Regions from separate parts of the Homo sapiens genome. Here all the other regions are linked to region 4. A link is a contact called in ENCODE Hi-C or POLR2A ChIA-PET data. All regions are on one chromosome and are shown on one strand. The core of a region is the stretch at or near the end of the contact, and the rest is flanking DNA. Distances in the headings are between cores, read along the strand shown. Region 1 holds the start of GARIN3 (golgi associated RAB2 interactor family member 3). Region 2 overlaps TIMD4 (T cell immunoglobulin and mucin domain containing 4). Region 3 overlaps ITK (IL2 inducible T cell kinase). Region 4 holds the start of THG1L (tRNA-histidine guanylyltransferase 1 like).

Region 1 (3,196 bases), core at 343-2,842, 570 kb before region 4:
GTGACTACTACGATTGTGCACGTGCATACACACACACAGGGTGTGCTGATTGACACAGAAATCAGTGCCTGGTAGTCACAGGGAGACAGACTGTGACTCAAATCGAAGAAAGACTTCTTCATTGTTAAAAATATGGCACAGCACTTTAGTGGATGATAGTGAAACCTCATCTCCACTAAAAAAAAAAAAATTATAAAAATTAGTTGGACGTGGTGGCAGGTGCCTGTAATCCCAGCTACTCAGAGGCTGAGGCAGGAGAATCTCTTGAACCCAGGAGGCAGAGGTTGCATTGAGCCGAGATCGTGCCATTGCACTCCAGCCTGGGAGATAAGAGCGAAACTCTGTCTCAAAAAAAAATTGCACAAAAATCTGTACAGTCTCCAGTTGCACATTGGAGACTCAGAAGGGTTGGAGGGGGTGAGGGATGGGAAATTACTTAGTGGGTACAATGTATATTATTCAGATGATGGTTACACTAAAAGCCCAGACTTCACCAGTATGCAATATAGTCACACACACAAAGCTACACCTACACCCCTTAAATTTATACAAATAAAAGTTCCACAACAAATCAGACCACCTGGGTTGGGGTATTAAGTGTTCAAGAAAAGACTGACGATCAGGATGGTGTAGAAAGGATTTCAACCCTGGGTGTGAGACCAGAGTAGCTGATACCTAAGGTCTCTGAAATTCAGCCTTATGGGACACACAAGCCCTCCCACCTCCCAGTGTGGTAAGTCCCCTAGTAGTGGCTCATTTGGTCCTGAGCCCTTGCACATGCAATACTTTTTCCAGGTGGGCCTCAGAAGGCACCAAAGGCTTTGTAGGACTGGCTTTGAACTGCTCCCCCAAAGAACCTGCCCCATGTTCTCGAGCCTTTGAGAGGCTTACCACTAGGCTTTTGTTGTCTTCGGGTGGTGCGTCCCCAGATAGAAGTGTTGGGGTACTGCAGTAACTCTCTACTGGTGGCCTCAGGAGATAGACAAGTTTTTCCCAATAGCAAAAGAGATCTTCCCGTGTGTCAGAAGAGGGACACAACTGCAGATAAAAAGTACGGCCAGTGGCGAGTTTCAGGCGCAGCTGCTGTTTCTCATGATCGTGGATGGAGATCTTCACAAATTTCAAGGGAAGCAGTCTCGTGAGCTCTAGAGTCTTGACGGGCCTGCGACCTCTCCCCTTGGCAAACCGGCCCCATCTGACATGCTGTTCACAGATTTTAGTTGGTTGGGCCAGAACCATGACGTCAGGCAGTGGGAGGATGGGGCTGGTGCAGACGATGCCCACTGTCACCATTCGGACACGGTTGTGTACATCAATCACCTCTCCCTTTTTGTTTATCTGAATAAAATTACTCTCGAACATTGGTGCATACTTGAAAATGTTGTACTCTCCTCTGTTGTACAATTGTCGTTGCAGGTCCCCCATGGAGGTTTTGAACGCACTCATTGAAGAGTAGCTGTGGGCTGTGTAATAAGGTAAACAAGATTCATTGCTCATGGTTCTCTTCGTTTAAGACAGCTCCACCAGCCACAAATAGAGTCCCCGAGAGAGAGACGGAGAGAAGGTAACTGCCCATCTCCCTACAGGACTTCTGCCTAAATCTCCTGGCACCACCACATTTATCCCCTGCAGTCCTTTGTGACCTGTGCGCATCTCACACCCCTTTGTCCTAGCCTCCATGTAGCTATCCCCTCTGGTCAGTGTCACCAGCCTCCCCCACAAAACAAATCAATGCCTCCACAGGGGAGAGGCTGACCCTGCCTGGGGTGTAGGTGTGGGTAGGCTGGGTGTTCTTTTCAATCAAAATGCTGGGACACATAATTTATGAACCATTCTGCTTTTATAAATATCTGGGTTGTTTCCAGTTTTGCTGTTGTTACAGTTACCCCTTCAAGGATCATCTTCTTGCAAAAATTTTTTTGCTTGGGCTGAATTACTTCCTGGGGGTAAAATCCTGGGTGTGTATGGTGTGCTTGCTAAGGGCAGGGGTGCTGTCTAGATGCTGATCTCTGTGTCTCCAGTGTGTAGGTAGCACAGTGCCAGCAGGCACTCAGGGATAGGTGTTGAATGAATGGTCTGAAGGGACTCCTGCTCCCCATCAGAACTACAGAACCAGGGTTCCATCTGTGTGCTGATTTTCAGGATATGGAGGATTTTCTCACCTAGTCTCTCATTTGAAGCAGTTAATTTTTTTTTTTTAATGGAGTTTCACTCTTGTCACCCAGGCTGGAGTGCAGTGGTGCAATCTCTGCTCACTGCAACCTCTGCCATCCAGGTTTAAGTGATCCTCCTGCCTCACCCTCCCAAGTAGCTGGGATTACAGGTGCCCACCACCACACCCAGCCAATTTTTGTATTTTTAGTAGAGTCAAGGGTTTTTCACCATGTTAGCCAGGCTAGTCTCGAACTCCCGACCTCAGGTGATCCACCCTCCTCAGCCTCTCAAAGTGCTGGGATTACAGGTGTGAGCTACCCCACCCGGCCGGAAGCAGGTTTATTTTTTAAAACATCATTTTAAAGTGAGAAAACCAAGGCTCAGGATTGTCTTACTTGAGGTCAGAGTCCAAAGCTGGATTCTAGGTCAGAGCTTTTTCTCTTCCTCAAGCTGCATGGCTCACTGATAATCTCATTCTGCATCAGAGCTAGTGTCATTGGTAGTTAGTGATGTGTGTGGGGATTTACTGGGAACCACAGGAATTCTTGGAGGTCTTGAATCACCGTAGGATTTCCCACACTGATATGTCTGCTGCTTCAGTCTTGATGCCTGCTTGATAAACCACTGACGTTCCGTTTCTTTTTAAAGCTCTTCTGAGAAATGGTGGCAAAGACATCTTTCTGGAGTTTTTGTTTTGTTTTGTTTTACTTTGCTCAAGGTGAAGAATCCAAATTCCCCCTCCCCCAGCTAGAGAAATACTTCTGAAATAAACATACATTCCGCCAAACTCAATCATTACCATGTGGAGGTCTTGAAATAAACTTCAACCACAAAATGTTATTTTTGTATCCCCCAGTGCCAACTGCAGTGCCTGGCACATTGCAGCTTCGCAGTAAATATAAACTTGCTTGTGCCCATTGAGATTCATTCTTCCATTTATTTATTCAAAAAAGTTTAATGAGCAAGTATTTTGTTTGGGACCAGCTAGAAAGTGGAAATGCAAAGATAAAGTTTCCTATCTCTGAAAAGCTGAAATATTTTT
Region 2 (2,979 bases), core at 36-2,535, 810 kb before region 4:
ATTAGAGCATGGACAGAGAAGTTGTGGTCTCTAAAGTACCCTTCATTCATGAAACTAAAGCAAGCCTGGATCAATGACATCCATGGAATAAGTGAGTCTTTTTTATGAAACAAGGAAATCTACTAAGACTTATTTTGACACTGGAGTGTCATGCCCCCATCCTCAATCTAACATGCTACTGCGTTGTTAGAGGGTAAAAAGGCCGTCTTCGTCTTCCCTTCCATGCTGCACGTCATTGAGGACATTTTTACTATCTCCAATGTAGTCTAGCCTGTAAACAGAAAAGAGGGGCTCATAATGGGAAACACAAGACTAGAAAACAAAACAAAACAGATGCTGCTAAGTTACAGTGCAATTACCCTTAAAGTTCAAAGGGCTCACAGTTCATTTAGTCTAAGCTCCACATTTTACAGATGGGAAAACTGAGGCTGCAGGGGAAAAAGAGTTTCTGCCAATCCATTATAATGAGATAAAAAAGATTCTTAGCAAAATATAAAATCATGATTTCAATACGTTTATTTACCAAAAGGTCTCTAAGTGTGACCTTGAAAGGTCACCTCGCTGGGTGTCAATTTTCCTTCTTGCTAATACATATTGTGGTATTAATGCAACTAATTAGTGAATGCAATTAATTAGGCAAGGACTTCATTAATAATTTATGCCTTTTTTAAAAATTTCTTTTCCAAAAGCTATAGAATAGGGCAAATAGCTAAAATCCCTTACTAGAGAATCTTCAAATACTATTTTTAAAAAGGCCCCAAAACAAGCTGCTTCCATGGTCTAACTGGGCAGAGGAACCAACTCCCAGGAATAATATTCTACATGCTTTTTTCATTTTCCATATTGCCAACGCTCCTCAATAAACTCCAGTTTAACAATGGCCTCTTAAACTAACTTACCCATAGGTGAACAAAAAATTTCAGAGTAAAGTGCCATATCACCTTCTTTCTTTTGCGTGCTATACTTCTATTAATCCCACCTGCCTTGGTACTGGCATTTTGCTCAGAGTGTTAACCAAGACACAGGTTAATGTGAGCTAAATCTGCACAACTTTTTCACTTCTAATGTCACATCTTTCCAACTCTATGTGTAATCGTAACACAAGCTCAAGTCATTAAACCACTGAGTAGTAGCTAATCATTTGTAACAGCTTGTACAATCATTACAACACCCATTCATGCAAGATAGATTACCTTGTGTGTTTCTGCGAACAATAGGTTTCCATGAGTTTCCCTGAAAAGACAAGGCCACAGTGTGAGCAGAGTGGCTGCGGTGCATAGAACATGCAAAATGCTGGGGGAATTCCAGTGCTGCCCCGCAAAGAGCAGATATGGGCCAAAGGTGAGAACCAGTGGCTGGCTTTGGCAGAAAAAGCCATTCCCTTTCCCAGGTCAAACACTTGCTATTTTAACCACAGTTAGTGCTCATCAATTACCAAGTTGTTCCAACATTCTGGGCAATGGTGTTAAGCTATTTCATTCTGAGTCATCTGCCTATCCAGAATTCAAGCACTCACTTGGGTTTCAAAACACTTCTTTACGAGACATACTCAGAATTTTCCAAAACTGTAATCATGCCTTTGTATGAAGGCTAACAGCAGGATTCCAGTAAATTTTAAATTTGCTTTTGCACCTGGGGCAGGTGTTGAAATATACAAGTTTCATTATTATTCAAATCAGCTGAGATGGTTACTAGTCTCATCTCCTGACATACTGCCCTGAAACAGCTTTTGTTAATGAGTACAGAACAATTTATCCCCATTTTACAACAGTACCAGGTGCCACGTGCCTATAATTTGCCTGAAAACCATAAGCTGTTTCATGGCTGTTTTTGTAGCATTTTAAAACTTTTGGGGGCGGGGGGCAGGGGTGGGATGGAGGTGCAAGGTCATGGAGCAGCTTGCTAACTTAATGAAAACTACAGACCTTGTCCCCTGAAAAATGCAGGCATGAACACATAAACACTTTTGCATGTGATTTCAAAGGATTCACATTACCCTTGAAGTCCATCTGTGGCCTCCAGGTTAAGAAAGCTTGCTTTTAGGGAACATATAAGAAAACCAGGATCACGCCAGGCATGGTGGCTCATGCCTGTAATCCCAGAGCTTTGGGAGGCTAAAGTGGGTGGATCACCTGAGGTCAGGAGTTTGAGTCCAACCTAGCCCACATGGTGAAACCCCCTCCTACTAAACATACAAAAATTAGTCCCGTGTGATGGCGTGAACCTGTAGTCTCAGCTACTCAGGAGGCTGAGGCAGGAGAATCACTTGAACCCAGGAGGCGGAGGTGCAGTAAGCTGAGATCACGCCACTGCACTCCAGCCTGGACAACAGAATGAGACTCTCTCAAAAAAAAAAAAAAAAAAAAAAAAAAAAAAGAAGAAGAAAACCAGGATTGTTCATGGTCTTCGTCCTGCAACAATCCTAGCCAAAAGAAGAGACAAGCTAGGGTTTTCCCAACCAAAGAACAGAGAAAGTGAACAAAGTAGGAAATAGTACTTTCCTCTTAAGGCAGTAATAGGGATAAAATGAATTAGGCACATCAAGAGTATACCATCAGGACTGGCACAGAAATGTCCAATAAATGAAGGTGCTCTTCTGCTTTTTTTCCTTTTCCAAAACGTAAACTCTACCAGGAGGTTAATACACAGAGTCATTAGCAGCTTGGGGAGAATGAACTTACCTGTTACTTCCCTGGCTGGGATGGGAACAATGGCAGAACTGAGCCTCTTTGGGGAGGGATAAAGGGGAAGGAAGTGGAGACAACTCCAGATCCTCCTGCAGTCGCCAGGGTTCTGAAGTGCTCCATCACCTGGCCCTCCCTCCTTACCTCTCAGGAGAAACGCCACAAACAATGCGAAGAGCACAAATCCCAAGGAGGGGGCGATGATCATCAGTAGTTGGGAGATGGGCATTTCATTCTTCATTGACATGGGTATTCCATCCATCTGATGGGACACAGGCAAGGAGATGGACCCAGT
Region 3 (3,423 bases), core at 382-2,881, 520 kb before region 4:
CCCTTTTTTTTCCAACCAAAATCTTACTTCAAAGCCACAAACCTAGAAGGGAGAAAACCAAAGTGGCTGTGGTTAAAGGTAGGAGAGGTGGGGGGTGGTAATTCCACCTTCTCAACCTTCTCATTACCCTTAAGGCACCTTTGTAGAGCCCAGTGTTTAACAATCTCATTGCATAGTGGGGGAAACTGAGGCTCAGATAAGGGTTTGCCCAACTTAAGAACACATAACTAATGCAAGGCAGAGCCAGACGCAAGCCTAGATGTGCTGATGCCTAAATGTAACATGAACTACCCCAGTAAATAGCACAGTGCATTTATGCGCTCAGATCAACCCATGCTTCTGAGTGGTCTGGGCAATACTCATTCAGGCTCACTCAGCCAGGTCTAATCTCGAGGTGTTATAAAATTGGTAGCCCTTGATAGACTGACCTGGAAATAACTCTTCTGTTGGTGCCAACCTGTTTCAGAAACGAGGAATAATAACAGTTTGGTGCCTAAATATCATCCTAATTTCTGGATGGATGGGAAGTGGAGGTGCTGTTCTCAGCTGGAGAAGCTTGCAACAGGCTGTGCCCAATATGATCCAACCAAGAATGGTAAGAGACTGGGAATTCCCTCTAGTTTTTGTGAAATGACCATAAAAAAGTAAAAGCTTTTGGCCTTTAATCATTGAGGGTGTCAGGAACAGAATGCAAAATTCTACATTTTCAGAATTTTCCAAGAGGAATCATCTGTCTTTCCTACCAGCCTGTTGGTGCTTCCATCTCAAAGCTGATGTCTACAGCTCCTAACCACTTGAAGTGTGCTCTTTGGACCAGCAGCATCAACATCTCCTAGGAGTTAGTTAGAAATGCAAATGATCTGGCCCCACTCATGACCTACTAGATCAGAATTTTCATTTTAACAAGATCCCAGGAGACTTATGTGCACAGTACAGTTTGAGGAGCCCTGCTATAACCTGCATTTGAATGGCATGGTCTATTTAAATCTTAATTAAAGAGGCAGCCTTAAGAGATATAAAATATTTATGTCTTACAGTGACATCATGTCACACATAAATTTAATTACACAAATTCAACTCTATACCCTTAAAGGTGAGAGGAATTTTTTTTCTTTTACATTTTACTCTGTGATTTCTCCTTGCCTCCTCTTCAAACTTGCCCTTGACCTCCACAGTCTCAGAGAGGAGAAGGCCGCAGTCTAAATGCAAAGTGAAAACAAAAAAAGCTGTTTTTTTGCCTTTGACAGTAAAGGCTCAGGTCCAGGGGATTGGGCTGCAACTGGATTTTATTGATGACTTTGGAACCTTAACCTCCAGTCGAGTACAACTCCACTCGAATGCATTTCACATTTATTATGCTCTTGTTCCTCTCAACCATCTGGGGTACATGGCGTGATGTTAAGGGAATGGGCTGCCTTGAGCAATTCAGTATGCTCCGGGTCACACCGCTGGAAGTGCTCTGCAAATCCATTGTCGAATAGGAATAATGGCCCATGTGGATTGTTTTCCTTCCATTTTCCTCTCTTCTCAACCTCTTTTGCCATAGTTTCCCTTTCTCATTTATTCTTTTGTGCGCTAAAACTTAATACTGAAAATTGGCAACCCAAGGCGGATGTAACACATGGCTAGGTTTTCTGTGGCTTCCTGATTCATAGGCCCTCTCATTGCCACTTTAAAAACCACCACTTTTCACCCTGCACCTTGGGGAAAAAAGCTCTTAGACATAATCGATCCCTGGGCCCAGAAGAACAATACTTAACAAGTTTTAGAAATTGGTAACTATTCAAGTGATCCTACACATTAGTCCTGTTTACCATATTCATGCGGGCCAATATTTAATAAAAATGAAATGGAAAGTTTTCTCTGGATAGGATCCACCATAATAACAGAACGGCATGGGCTTACCTCTGTGAGTGAAAGCCCTTTCCAAAGTCAGTGATCTGGTCTCCAAATTTCTGCCAATGCCTTGCTGTGGGCCCTCAGATGAGTCACGTGGCCATCAAGGGCCCCAATGTCCTCATCTCAAAAATGGCAGGGAGTTCTGAGGGGCTTAGGATGAAATAATACCTAAGCCCTTTTCCAATTCTGAAATTCTTTGACTTGGTATTTCCATTTTGTAATTTTCACCATGCATGCTGCAGCTATTCCTCTTCGGGGCGCAAGTATTTCCCTCCTCCAAGTGATACACATGTGACTGAGGTGCTAGGGACATCTGAATGACTCACCAGAATGCCAGTGGGGGAGGACTGGTCATGCTGAGCTGTTCCCCATGTGAAACCAGGGCCTGAGCACTCTTGGGGTCCTGCTGTGGTTGTCATGCAGTCACTGTGCTAATGGTTTTGCTTTTGCATTGCAACCCATTGCCATATCCTCCTCTGAGCATCTCCTCACTCTACCCTCTTCTGATTTGGTTAAATAACTTCATGGATCTGAGTTTTGCACAGTTGAGAGCAGAGTTTTCAAGAAGCACACTGCACTGTGAACGCAGCTTATGGTCATCACCCTGGATGAAGGCTCACAGGATTCCTGGTACCGAGCACATTGGCAGTGCGGGTCTATGAGCACTGGGCTTTGGATAATCCCTCTGAGCCTCTAAGAGCATTTTCTCACCTGCAATATGGGGATAATGATAATAGATAGCTATGTGTAAGGCTGGGAGATTCAATGGTGTTGTGGAAAGCAGTACAGCTGCCAACATTTACAGAGTTCTTGATAAATGGTAATTGTGTCTACTTGTCTTCCTTATTGGTGGATGAAAGAATCTGAGGCTGAGATATAGCCTCAGAACTTGTATGGGTCTGGGAAGCAGCAGAAGTGGATGAGTAAAAACAGACCCAGCCACACCCAACCCATAGTAACACCCATTTCTGCAACCAGAACTGGCCCTGATCTCCCCACTGTGGGGAGGGAAAGGAAGGAAGGGAAAAGCAAGGCCAGAGGACGAAGAAAGAGAGACCAGTCATAGAATGTCCAGGGCTGGAAGTGGCCAAGGCTCACAGCTAGTATTGGTGAAGCCAGAGTTAGAACACCAGTCTCCCAGCTCCAAGTTGAGTTCTAAATAGGAACCATACTTCCTATTACAGGGGTTTTCCTTCTTCTGTGGTCATTGTATACCCAGGTCACTATCCCAGCCTACTCTTTCTTGGCAAGTCTGCACGGGACTGGGCTCCAGTGTCAATGTGTGACTCTCCTCTACCACATCCCTGATGTGAGCTGTCCAACTTCAAGTCAACCTCATACAGAAATGAGGAACTCATCGTCTACCTATGCAGCCCATTCTCTTCCCATCTCTCGTTATTAAGGACGTCTTTGTATTAGCCTGAAGTCTGTGCAGTGCCTCCCGTACCACAGAGAGCCCCAGACACAGCCACACACCTTTGATTCATTGAGTCCAGGAATGGCCTTTGCAGAGCTACAAAGGAG
Region 4 (3,323 bases), core at 101-2,600:
CAGTTCCTCTTTTGCATCCCTCTGATGTTACTCTGAGCATCAAAGGAGTGATGACTACCATTTGTGGTACTATTATGAGGATATACACACATACTGATATAGATCCCTGTATGGATACACAAAAAACTGGTAACAGTAACTGCCTAAAGTATGTTGTTAGGAGTCAGTGAGAGACTTTTTGCTACATATAAAAGGATTTATATTGTTTGAATATTTTTCTTTTTCTTTAGAGACAGATTCTTGCTCTGTCACCAAGGCTGGAGTGCAGTGGCTAATGATGGGTCACTGCAGTCTCGAACTCCTGGCCTCAAGTATCTTCCCACCTCATCCTCCCATAGCTAGGACTACGGGCATGGGCTACTAAGCCTGGATAATTTTTTTTCTTTTTTGTAGGAACAGGGGTCTTGCTACGTTGCCAAGGCTGGTATGAATCTCCTGAACTCAAGCAATCCTCCTGCCTCTGCCTCCCAAAGTGCTGGGATTACAGGCGTCAGCCACCGTGCCTGGCCTGAATATCTTTCTTGAGGATGGAAAAAAAAAAAAAGTAAGTAAGTAGGTAATGAATTTGAAAGAGCTTTGTAAATCACAAAGTATGACACAAATATTAGGATTTTATTTTTACTATTATCCACCAGCAACAAGATATCAAACACTGGTTCTGTGATTATTTAATGGTGAAAAAGTTGAATAAATCAATTTAGTATACCCATATGTTGGAATATTGAGTCCATTTTTCTTTTAAAAATCACACTTTGGAATAATTGATGATACTGGCAAATGCTCAAGCTGAGTGGAAAAATATATAAACATTGTATAGGCGAATAATTCCAATCTTGTGCATTCCCTGTGTAAACCTACATACACAAAAAGAAAAAAGACTGAAAGGAACCATCCACAATGCTTTGATGGGAAAGACGGAGAAACAAAGTGTTAATTTTCTTAACTATAGTTTTGGTGTATTCCAGATTTTCTACAAGTTAATAAATGCCACTAAGAAAAGGGGAAACATCACAGCTACACCTTCAAACACCAGAAAAAGAATTTTTTTTTTTTTTTTTTTTTTTAGGTTGGGGTATGATTTTGATCTGGGCACTAACGGGGACACTGATTGCTTTTGCCAGTAAGTCAAGACCAGCAGATAAAAAATAATTTTTAAAAACCTCGTGAGACTGATTTGCCGCAGGACGGGAGGAGGAAGAAGCAAGCGTGGAAGGTGCTAACGGAGGAACCTAAACCTCCATCCTCTTTGCCTGGGAGGTTAAGAACTACAGGGAGAGGCGAGAGAGACTATGACTGCCCTACGGCTAGAGTAGCCGCGAAGAGAACACTTCCGGGGCGGGGCTATCTGGCCCTTTCCTTTCCGCGTGTAGAATGTGGGGCGCCTGTAAAGTTAAGGTTCACGATTCCTTGGCCACCATTTCCATCACTCTGAGACGGTACCTGAGATTGGGGGCGACCATGGCAAAAAGCAAGTTCGAGTACGTGAGGGACTTCGAGGCTGACGACACCTGCCTGGCACACTGCTGGGTGGTAGTGCGGCTGGACGGCCGGAATTTCCATCGGTGAGCGAGCTCGACTCGGGGCGTCGCGATGCGCCAGCGCTTCCGGGGAATCCAGCTTCTTCCCTTGCAAGTCCTCCCGCCCGCTCCAGTCACGGTTACCAGGGTAACGCGGTAGCCAATGAGTGCGCAGCATGGAGCATTGCCCCGCCCTGCGTGTTGGCTAGGACAGTGCCTGAACGCTGGCTGTTAGCGTAATTGAATGGGCGATGTGCTCCCGTGATGAGGATCTGGCTTGGAGTGCCCGTGTTAAGTGAACAGAGACTTGTTAGCAAGGACCTGTTGTTAAAAGTCACTCTCATGCACAATATTTAAGCTCTTAAGCCAATTGCCTAGCTATTCTGTTAGATATCTTTGAATGCTGACTGTTCAGAAGTCTGTGTAAGCCTTGCTTGTGGGCAATACTTAACGTCTGTGCTTCATTATCAGTAACAGGCCACATGGACTAGATTCAACAGAGAGTCAGAAAAAAAGAGAAGGCTGGGCGCGGGAGGCAGGAGGATCACTTAAGGCCAGGAGTTGGAGACCAAGTTTTTGTTTTTGTTTTGTTTTTTCTGTGGTTGTTGTTTGTGAAACTCCGCCACTACAAAAAAAAAAAAAAAAAAAAAAAAAAAAAGAGAGAGAGAGAGAGAAAGAAGGAAGAGAGAAAGAAAGAAAAAGAAAAAATTTAATTTGCCCGGCGCAGTGGTGCACACATGTAGTTCCAGCTACTGGGAAGGCTGAGGTGGAAGGATCGCTTGAGCCTGGGAGGTCAAGGCTGCAGTGAGCGGTGATTGGACACTGCACTCCAGCTTGGGTGACAGAGCAAGACCCTGTCTCAGAAAAAGAGGGAGGGGGAGAAAGAAATATAACAGAAAGATGGGAATTTAATCTTTGAAGAGGGCTGCATTGTTAATGATTATTATAACTAACATTTATTGAGCACTTACTAGGAGCTAGGTATGATTACTTTTATCTTCTCCCTAATCTTCAGGACAACCCAATGAGGTAAATATTCTTTTATTCCCATTTCACAGAAAGGAGAGTTGAGGCTTAGCATTTCTGTCTGGCTTTCTCAATTTCAGGGCAGGAAAAAAACTAAGTTCTTAAGAAAATGGATCAGGTTGTGGCTAGTTGAGCATTTGAGTTCACAGTGCTATTACATTATCTTCCTCCAAACAGCCTCTGTTATCTAGCAACAGAGCGTGTTGTTAATGACAGGCTTCCATCCATGCTTTCTTCCCTTTTTCCCCTGTGAAGGTTTGCTGAGAAGCACAACTTTGCAAAACCCAATGACAGCCGTGCTCTCCAGCTGATGACCAAATGTGCGCAGACTGTGATGGAAGAACTAGAGGATATTGTGATCGCGTATGGACAGAGTGATGAGTACAGCTTTGTGTTCAAGCGGAAAACCAATTGGTTTAAAAGAAGAGCCAGGTAATTCCATGACCTAACTCCTTTCTTCAGAATATTTCCTCCCAGCATCTGGTTTTCTGTTTATCTTAATCGCAGACTTACAGGCTACAGATGATGTCTGCAGTATTTGTAACTGCAGAGTACATGTATATTTCCTGTTTAGATTGTTGTACTTCCATCTGATAGCCGAGCATTCTGTGTGCCTCTTTTATCTGATTCTTTCCCCACATGCCCCATAAGATTGGTTTCTAGACTGACCTGGCATTGAACATTAAGATTAGAAACAGAGACTATAAGAATGTAATATTAACAATTCATAGGTTGGCTTTAGCCAGTGATAGTCTCTACGTGCATTGCATTACACTGTTC

The links. Hi-C counts contacts between places; a loop is a spot of excess contacts on that map. ChIA-PET counts read pairs that join two places held with the same protein, here RNA polymerase II (POLR2A). Pooled maps may share reads with other maps.
Region 1: a loop to region 4 is called in a map of tibial artery, with 4 times the contacts of the local background. The contact joins the promoter of GARIN3 here to the promoter of THG1L in region 4. A Hi-C loop is called at or near these places in 1 of 168 maps with a recorded cell type or tissue (tibial artery) and 8 of 50 pooled maps. POLR2A ChIA-PET finds 5 or more read pairs at or near these places in 1 of 52 experiments (activated CD4-positive, alpha-beta T cell).
Region 2: a loop to region 4 is called in a pooled map, with 13 times the contacts of the local background. The contact joins the enhancer-like site here to the promoter of THG1L in region 4. A Hi-C loop is called at or near these places in 1 of 168 maps with a recorded cell type or tissue (CD8-positive, alpha-beta T cell), 3 of 37 single-sample maps with no recorded cell type and 10 of 50 pooled maps. POLR2A ChIA-PET finds 5 or more read pairs at or near these places in 2 of 52 experiments (H1 and OCI-LY7).
Region 3: a loop to region 4 is called in a map with no recorded cell type, with 9 times the contacts of the local background. The contact joins the enhancer-like site here to the promoter of THG1L in region 4. A Hi-C loop is called at or near these places in 5 of 37 single-sample maps with no recorded cell type and 6 of 50 pooled maps. POLR2A ChIA-PET finds 5 or more read pairs at or near these places in 2 of 52 experiments (BJ and activated CD4-positive, alpha-beta T cell).

What each region holds. Positions count from the first base shown.
Region 1 is chr5:157,164,672-157,167,867 of GRCh38, forward strand. GARIN3 (golgi associated RAB2 interactor family member 3) reads right to left here and starts at 1,593. Exons shown (of 2, transcript NM_130899.3): 1 at 892-1,593. The coding sequence starts at 1,497.
Region 2 is chr5:156,919,271-156,922,249 of GRCh38, forward strand. TIMD4 (T cell immunoglobulin and mucin domain containing 4) reads right to left here. Exons shown (of 9, transcript NM_138379.3): 7 at 2,829-2,946; 8 at 1,194-1,233; 9 at 22-271. The coding sequence ends at 187. Among named protein-coding and RNA genes, the nearest start is that of TIMD4, 42 kb to the right of the region's middle. RefSeq lists an enhancer at 1,524-1,633. Within about 2 kb of position 1,286, at least 4 of the 41 ENCODE cell types and tissues checked have a DNase peak (open chromatin) inside an H3K27ac peak, as active enhancers do; they include CD8-positive, alpha-beta T cell and OCI-LY7, where a contact is called at or near this core.
Region 3 is chr5:157,213,725-157,217,147 of GRCh38, forward strand. It overlaps ITK (IL2 inducible T cell kinase), which reads left to right. Exons shown (of 17, transcript NM_005546.4): 4 at 467-595. Among named protein-coding and RNA genes, the nearest start is that of ITK, 35 kb to the left of the region's middle. RefSeq lists enhancers at 2,942-3,001, 3,042-3,121. Within about 2 kb of position 1,632, at least 4 of the 41 ENCODE cell types and tissues checked have a DNase peak (open chromatin) inside an H3K27ac peak, as active enhancers do.
Region 4 is chr5:157,730,070-157,733,392 of GRCh38, forward strand. THG1L (tRNA-histidine guanylyltransferase 1 like) reads left to right here and starts at 1,351. Exons shown (of 6, transcript NM_017872.5): 1 at 1,351-1,562; 2 at 2,799-2,975. The coding sequence starts at 1,372. RefSeq lists an enhancer at 1,268-1,627.